Regions from separate parts of the Homo sapiens genome. Here region 2 is linked to region 1. Evidence: read pairs that join two places in POLR2A ChIA-PET (ENCODE). Cell type or tissue: K562. All regions are shown on one strand. Links, peaks and the distances in the headings refer to the core of each region. The heading gives the core; the rest is flanking DNA.

Evidence for each region. ChIA-PET counts read pairs that join two places held together with the same protein. Peaks named below come from ENCODE experiments on the same cell type or tissue, not always from the same donor. Only the 100,000 strongest peaks of a DNase experiment are listed, where the experiment ranks them.
Region 2: POLR2A ChIA-PET joins it to region 1 with 5 read pairs; 2 of 35 experiments call an interaction of 5 or more read pairs at or near these places.

Annotation. Positions count from the first base shown.
Region 1 is chr10:62,613,726-62,616,640 of GRCh38, reverse strand. No RefSeq gene overlaps it. Among named protein-coding and RNA genes, the nearest start is that of ADO, 190 kb to the left of the region's middle. In K562, for the core only: no CTCF peak of the experiment used is centred there; no DNase peak of the experiment used is centred there.
Region 2 is chr10:62,768,033-62,770,947 of GRCh38, reverse strand. No RefSeq gene overlaps it. Among named protein-coding and RNA genes, the nearest start is that of ADO, 35 kb to the left of the region's middle. In K562, for the core only: no CTCF peak of the experiment used is centred there; a DNase peak (open chromatin) is centred at 1,187.

The DNA of each region.
Region 1 (2,915 bases), core at 207-2,706:
TGTAATCCCAGCTACTAGGGAGGCTGAGGCAGGAGAATCACTTGAACCCAGGAGGCGGAGGTTGCAGTGAGCCGAGATCACCCCACTGGCCTCTAGCTTGGGTGACAAAGTGAAGGAAGGAAGGAAGGAAGGAAGGAAGGAAGGAAGGAAGGAAGGAAGGAAGGCGAAGGAAGGAAATACTGGAGGCAGAAAGGAGGTGGCTTTGTAGGTGCCTGAGGTTGAGCCAGATTCCTTTAAGGAAATGATTCTAGATACACACTCCACACCTGAAATATCCTTTCCCTTCTTCCTCTCCACTTAGCCCTTCAAATCCTCCTCTTTGCACAAGCCCCACAAAGACAGGGATCTTGTCAGTCTTGCTCAGAACAATTCTTTGCAAATAGTAGGTATTAATTATTGGTGGAGCAAATGATGGGTTCAGATGAACTGCCGTTACCTCCTCTGAAGCTTCCCAGCCCACCTCAGCTTCATGATTCTCTCTCTTCTGAATTGAAGCTTCTGAAGGTCTCCTGGCAAGAAGCTATTGCAGTGCAGAAAGCACATAGGATCAAATCCTGGCTCCACCTCTTACTGAATGTTTCCAAATGTCCAAATTAAATGTTTCCACTTCAATTCTCTCCATCCTCAGTGTTCTCATCTACAAATGGGGTTATTTTTCCCAGGTCTCTAGTGAGAACCACAGGAAAGATGTATAGGTAAGAAAGTCCCTGACACTTCAAACCATGAATTCAGCAAGTATTTTGGACTGTCATTCAACGTATCTTTTATAATTGCTTCAAATTATTTAGCTTTCTAACTTAATGATAATAGGAATAACCATCATTTGCTGAGCAACTAACTACTCTCCACTGCACACTGTAGCTGTTACACACATGATCTCTAATTCTCACATCTGCCATGGGAGGCAGGTACTATTATCCCTGTTTTGTGGATGAGTAAAGAGAAACTGGAAAAGATTAAGAGAATGAGTCCAAGTTGCACCCATTGTCATCATCCCTAGAGCCAGAGTTCAAATCCTGATCTGTCTGCCACGTGGCTTTCCTGGCCTCGCAATCTAGAGTGTAAGCTTAAACTAGCCTCTAAAGGTTAGTCTAAGCTTAAGGCCAGGAATCACCTCCTTGTTATCTGTTCTCTTACAGTATCTAGCCCATCACACTTCCTTATACCTAGCATATCCATATATATTTGTTGGTTTTTAATATTCTGCGAATTGAAGTGCTGACATTGCTTGATGATCTAGAAGCTAATTCATGACTCTAAAACTTTATGGTCCTCTCTATAGACTGCAATCTTTTGGCTCCAAGAGGTTAAGGAAACTAAACATATGAATAGTAGAAAGTGTCATATTCCTGGATAATAGAGTTATTTTAAAAAACAAACAAGGGATGCTGGTACAAATCTCAGAGTACTTAAGGCATCATCCAGAAAAAGAAAAAGAAAAAAAGAACACTTCCCCTGGCCTGGATATAGATGGTGGGTCTGACTGGGTTGGCATGTGATGCCCTGCCTGGCAAGACAGGACAAGAAATGAATCAACTGCCCAATGCGATGGTATGTGCTATTTCCAAGCTGCCTAGCTCATGAGTGCTGCACAATCCAGCAGCCCACTCTAATTTGTCACACCAAAGGCTGCCTTCTTAGTAAACAGTTGTCCACACTTCTGTTGGTTCTGAGTCACCGCTTAGTGTTCAAACTGAAATGCCAGTGCAGTCCTTGGACTACACCATGCAGTGTGAAACCAAGGGAGGCGGGCCAGGCAGGACAGCACTTCCTGTGGAAACTTCCGGGTCTTGCAAAGGAGCCAGAGCCTCCAACCAGTGTTCCGCAAGGGATGGTTGCAGAGCAGCCCCCTGGTCAGAGCTACCCCCTCCTCTCAGTGAACCCCCTCTCTTTATAGCTGAGGAAACTGGAGGTGAACTGGCTTTGTGACTTGTCCAAGATCCCACAAGTCTTTTTATGACCTGGCTTCTACCCTCTTCGATGTCATCCCCCACCTCATCCCACAAGCATCCTCTTCCCAGTCAGATGAAGTCATTTCAGCGACATTATTGAGTGTGCCACGTTATTTCACTTCTCTTGTCTTTGCGTGTATGTCCTGTCAACCTGGATGCCATTTCTACTCCTTCGTGGCTGGGGAATGACTCATCCTCCAAGACCCAACTCAAGCATCTCTTCCTTTCCGAAACCCTTTTTGACCAGTTGTTTCTCCTCCATCAAAGCAGATCTATCCATTCTGTGCTCTGTTCACATAACTGCTTATCAACCTGGAAGGCATCATATCTTAGAAATCTGTTTACTCCCCTAGGCCATGGGTAGTCAAGTGGCAGTTAGGATTGTGTTCAGCTGCAAGTAACCAAAAGCCCAGTTGATCAATATCTTAGACAAATTAGGGGACTAATTTTTTTTAGATAGCCAAGGTTGCCGTGATAACTCTATAATATGATTAATCATTAGGGCCCCTGTTTCCATGTAGATTTCTGCTCAGCTCTCTTTAATTTGTGGCTGTTTTCTTCATGCTTGTCACCCAGTGGTCACAAAATGACTGTTCTTTCTCTATATCCAACTTCCAGACTGGAAAAAGGGAAGTTAATAAGGTATTCACTAATGAAGCCTGCTCCTTCTACAGAGCTTTCCTGGAAGCTGCACTTAGTGACTCTTGCTTCTCTCTCTTTGGTCAGAATGGGACTGGATAGATATCCCTAGTGGCAAAGAGAATGGGAGATATATTTGATGACTTGAATGAATTGAAATTCCAAATACAATCAGGATTTGGATTGTTAGGAAGAAGGGGAGAATTGATATTGGGTAAGAAAGTAACTACCATATGTAGGGATTATGTTGCATTTTTCATTCTCTCTCTGGGGCTTAGCATAGGGCATGGCACATAGTAGGTACTCAATAAATAAATGTCCAAG
Region 2 (2,915 bases), core at 182-2,681, 150 kb before region 1:
GAAAACTCCCAGGGTACCCTCACGGACTGTACAAACTACCTCCCGGTTTTCCTTGGACAGGCATTGACTATCAAACCCATACTTCTTCATATTCGTGGCCATTGAGACATAAACATCGTCTGGGGGCAGGTCTGCACTTTCCTGTCATCCTGCATCTCTCTGAGGCTTAGAGAAACTAAGGGCACATGTGGAGGAGTCTGCCTTTTCTTAGGAAAAGGAACTTGTGTAGGAATTAAACTGATTGTTTTCCAGGGAGAAGAGCCATGAAAACATGAATTTTCACTTTTCTAAACTAAGAGGTCCCACTTCATTGAGAGAAATAATATCAACAGCTGACATGTGTTAAGTGCTTACAATGTGCCAAGCACTGTATTATCTTGTTAAAAAGAGATGCCAGTGGGTAGCATGACCAAGAAAGGGAAATATAAAAGTTGTTTGATAGAAGACCGCACATAGGCCCGAGGTGAACTAGAAAGGAAATAGGAAAACTGGACTTAAATCCTGGTTTCTGCAAACACTAGGGATCCTTTGTAAATGCATTCCCCTCATTAAAGCCTGGCTTTGTTATAAAATAAGAATAAATACCAGCCTGGAATACAAAAGTCAGATTTCTCAGTCAGGAAATGGCCCTAGTGCAGTGGGTTTTGTTTTTGTGTTTGCCTTTTCAGAGTCATGGAACTCTTTTAGAAGCTGAGAAGTGCTAAGAGCTCTCTCTAGAAATTACAAACACACATATATATGCAAGCAGAATGTTGAACACTATTTCTGGGGTTGCCAGCTCCCTTGGAACCAGTTTTCTTTGGTGGGTGGAATAGCATCAGCAAAGTCTGGTAACAAGCAATACCTGTAGGTTCAGGCAGGGAGGCTGGCTGGCAGGAAGTTCAGAGAAAGCCTACCAGGGGCTTCCCAGCAGCAGGAGGGGGAATAAGCAATTGTCAATGTTTCATCTGTGTGGGAGCTCTTACTGGGAATGCTTGGCTATAGGTGTCAGAGACTCAGCATGAGGACTGAGACTTAAAGAGTTAAAATTCCCATCCTGGAGAAGACTGGTGGGCTACTGGAAAGAAGCCAAGAAAAGGCCCCAGGAGTCAAAGAAGAAAAGAGTTAACAGAAACTGGGCTAGAAGGTACAGGCTGGGTCACAAAGAAAGCCCAGTAACCAAAATCAGGGTCACAGCTGACTTGGATGGGCCCAGGATGACTCAGCAAGATTTCCCTGGCTATGAGATAGCTGGCTTTAGACCCTGATGGTGGCTGAGCCCTTTGCTAGGGTGATGTGGGCCTGTCTCTGGAAATATGGTGGGGAGGGAGGGAGCTGGAAAAACAGTCCGCCTAGTTATTAATATTACAGCTATGGTGCTATCCCTCCTCCAAGCTTTACTAACTTGGCTATGGGTATGCCTCTGTTACCATTTTCAAGTCTTCTTAACACATTCAACTTTGAGACCAGAGAATGTTTTTTACTTTTTGCATGTTTCTCATCCTGCACATGTGTCTGCTTATTTACAGTTACCTTTTTCCTGCCATTCCTCTACCATTAGCCAGTTCTGTTCCACTCTCTGAGTGGGGAGACCCATTGCTCATCTTGCCTTGGCCTCCCTCAACAAAAGTAAAAATTGGCAGCATTTGTTAACCCATCAAATATTTTTGAAATTTTACTGATCTATTAAGTCTAAATTCTGGGAACTATTGGATTATGGTGTCCTCAGTTGGGTTGCGTGGGTACTCAGGAAATATTTATTGAATGAATGATTCAATGAGACAGGAATTATATCCCATAAAGCTAAGGGCTGAAATATCTACTACTTGCTTTGCTCGTTTTGATAGCTCTTGAAAGATTAGTGCGGAGACAGGCTGAGGTCCCTAGACGGATGGTTAATTAGGAGATGGGACCCCTCTGGACTGCCCCATTGCTAACTAGGCAGCAGCCTGTCTACTTGAGTGGCGGCACTTTCTTTGATAGCGTTAGTATATGAAAATAATGGTGTTGTCTTTGATAAAGTAGGGATTGTTATCAGCTATTAGTCAGTTGCTGTCATTTGAAAGAGAACACACATAAAGATCTCTTACCAGTTAGCCGATGGGACAAACAGGGACAGCAGAGACTCCCGTTTCTCCCCTCGCCCCCACTCTGGTGGGTGCTGTAGCATACAGTGGATCTGTGGCCTAAGTCATAAATGTTTACCAGCAACTAATTAAACTACTTTAGGAGCTCAATTAAGCACTAGCTGAAATTGAAGATGTGAAATAAGTCATGAATGTAATGAAGATTGAAGGAAACAAGTAACAGGATGTGCAGGAGAGTCATAATTGTGCCATTAAGGTCAGATTGCATCTTGCCAGAGAGCTTTGGTGCTCGACTTGATGAGGGCTCTTCTTCCTCAGATTAGATTCAAATTATGAAGAGCAGTGTGTGTGTGTGTGTGTGTGTGTATGTGTGTGTGTGCGTGCGTGCGCTGGGTGGGGGGTTCTCCTCTTTGATGGCTGTATTTAGCAGGAGATTAGTTGCTCAAATTTGCCCTTTGGTTCAATAGAAAGAAATACAATGTAACTTAAAATGAAGTCAAAATCAATGTAATTTAGAATGTAATTTTGTGTGTACTGGAGTGTTGCTTGGGAAGTTAGATGAGCGTGGTCTGGAGAAGAAATAGAAATCCAAGGATTGAAGGTTTTTGTCAATAGGAAAGAATCAGTAAGTTCACAAGTTTCCATATTAAAAATGGATCTCTACATTTATGAGATACACAATTATTTTGCAGTGGTTGAAAAAAAAGCACTCCTCATAGAGATTCATAATGCTTTCATATGGCTGAGTTAAGTGTGTGTGTGTGTGCGTGTGTGTGTGGCTGTGGTGTGTGTAGTAGTAGCAGTGTCATAAAGTGCTGTGGTGGCTGGGCACGGTAGCTCATGCCTGTA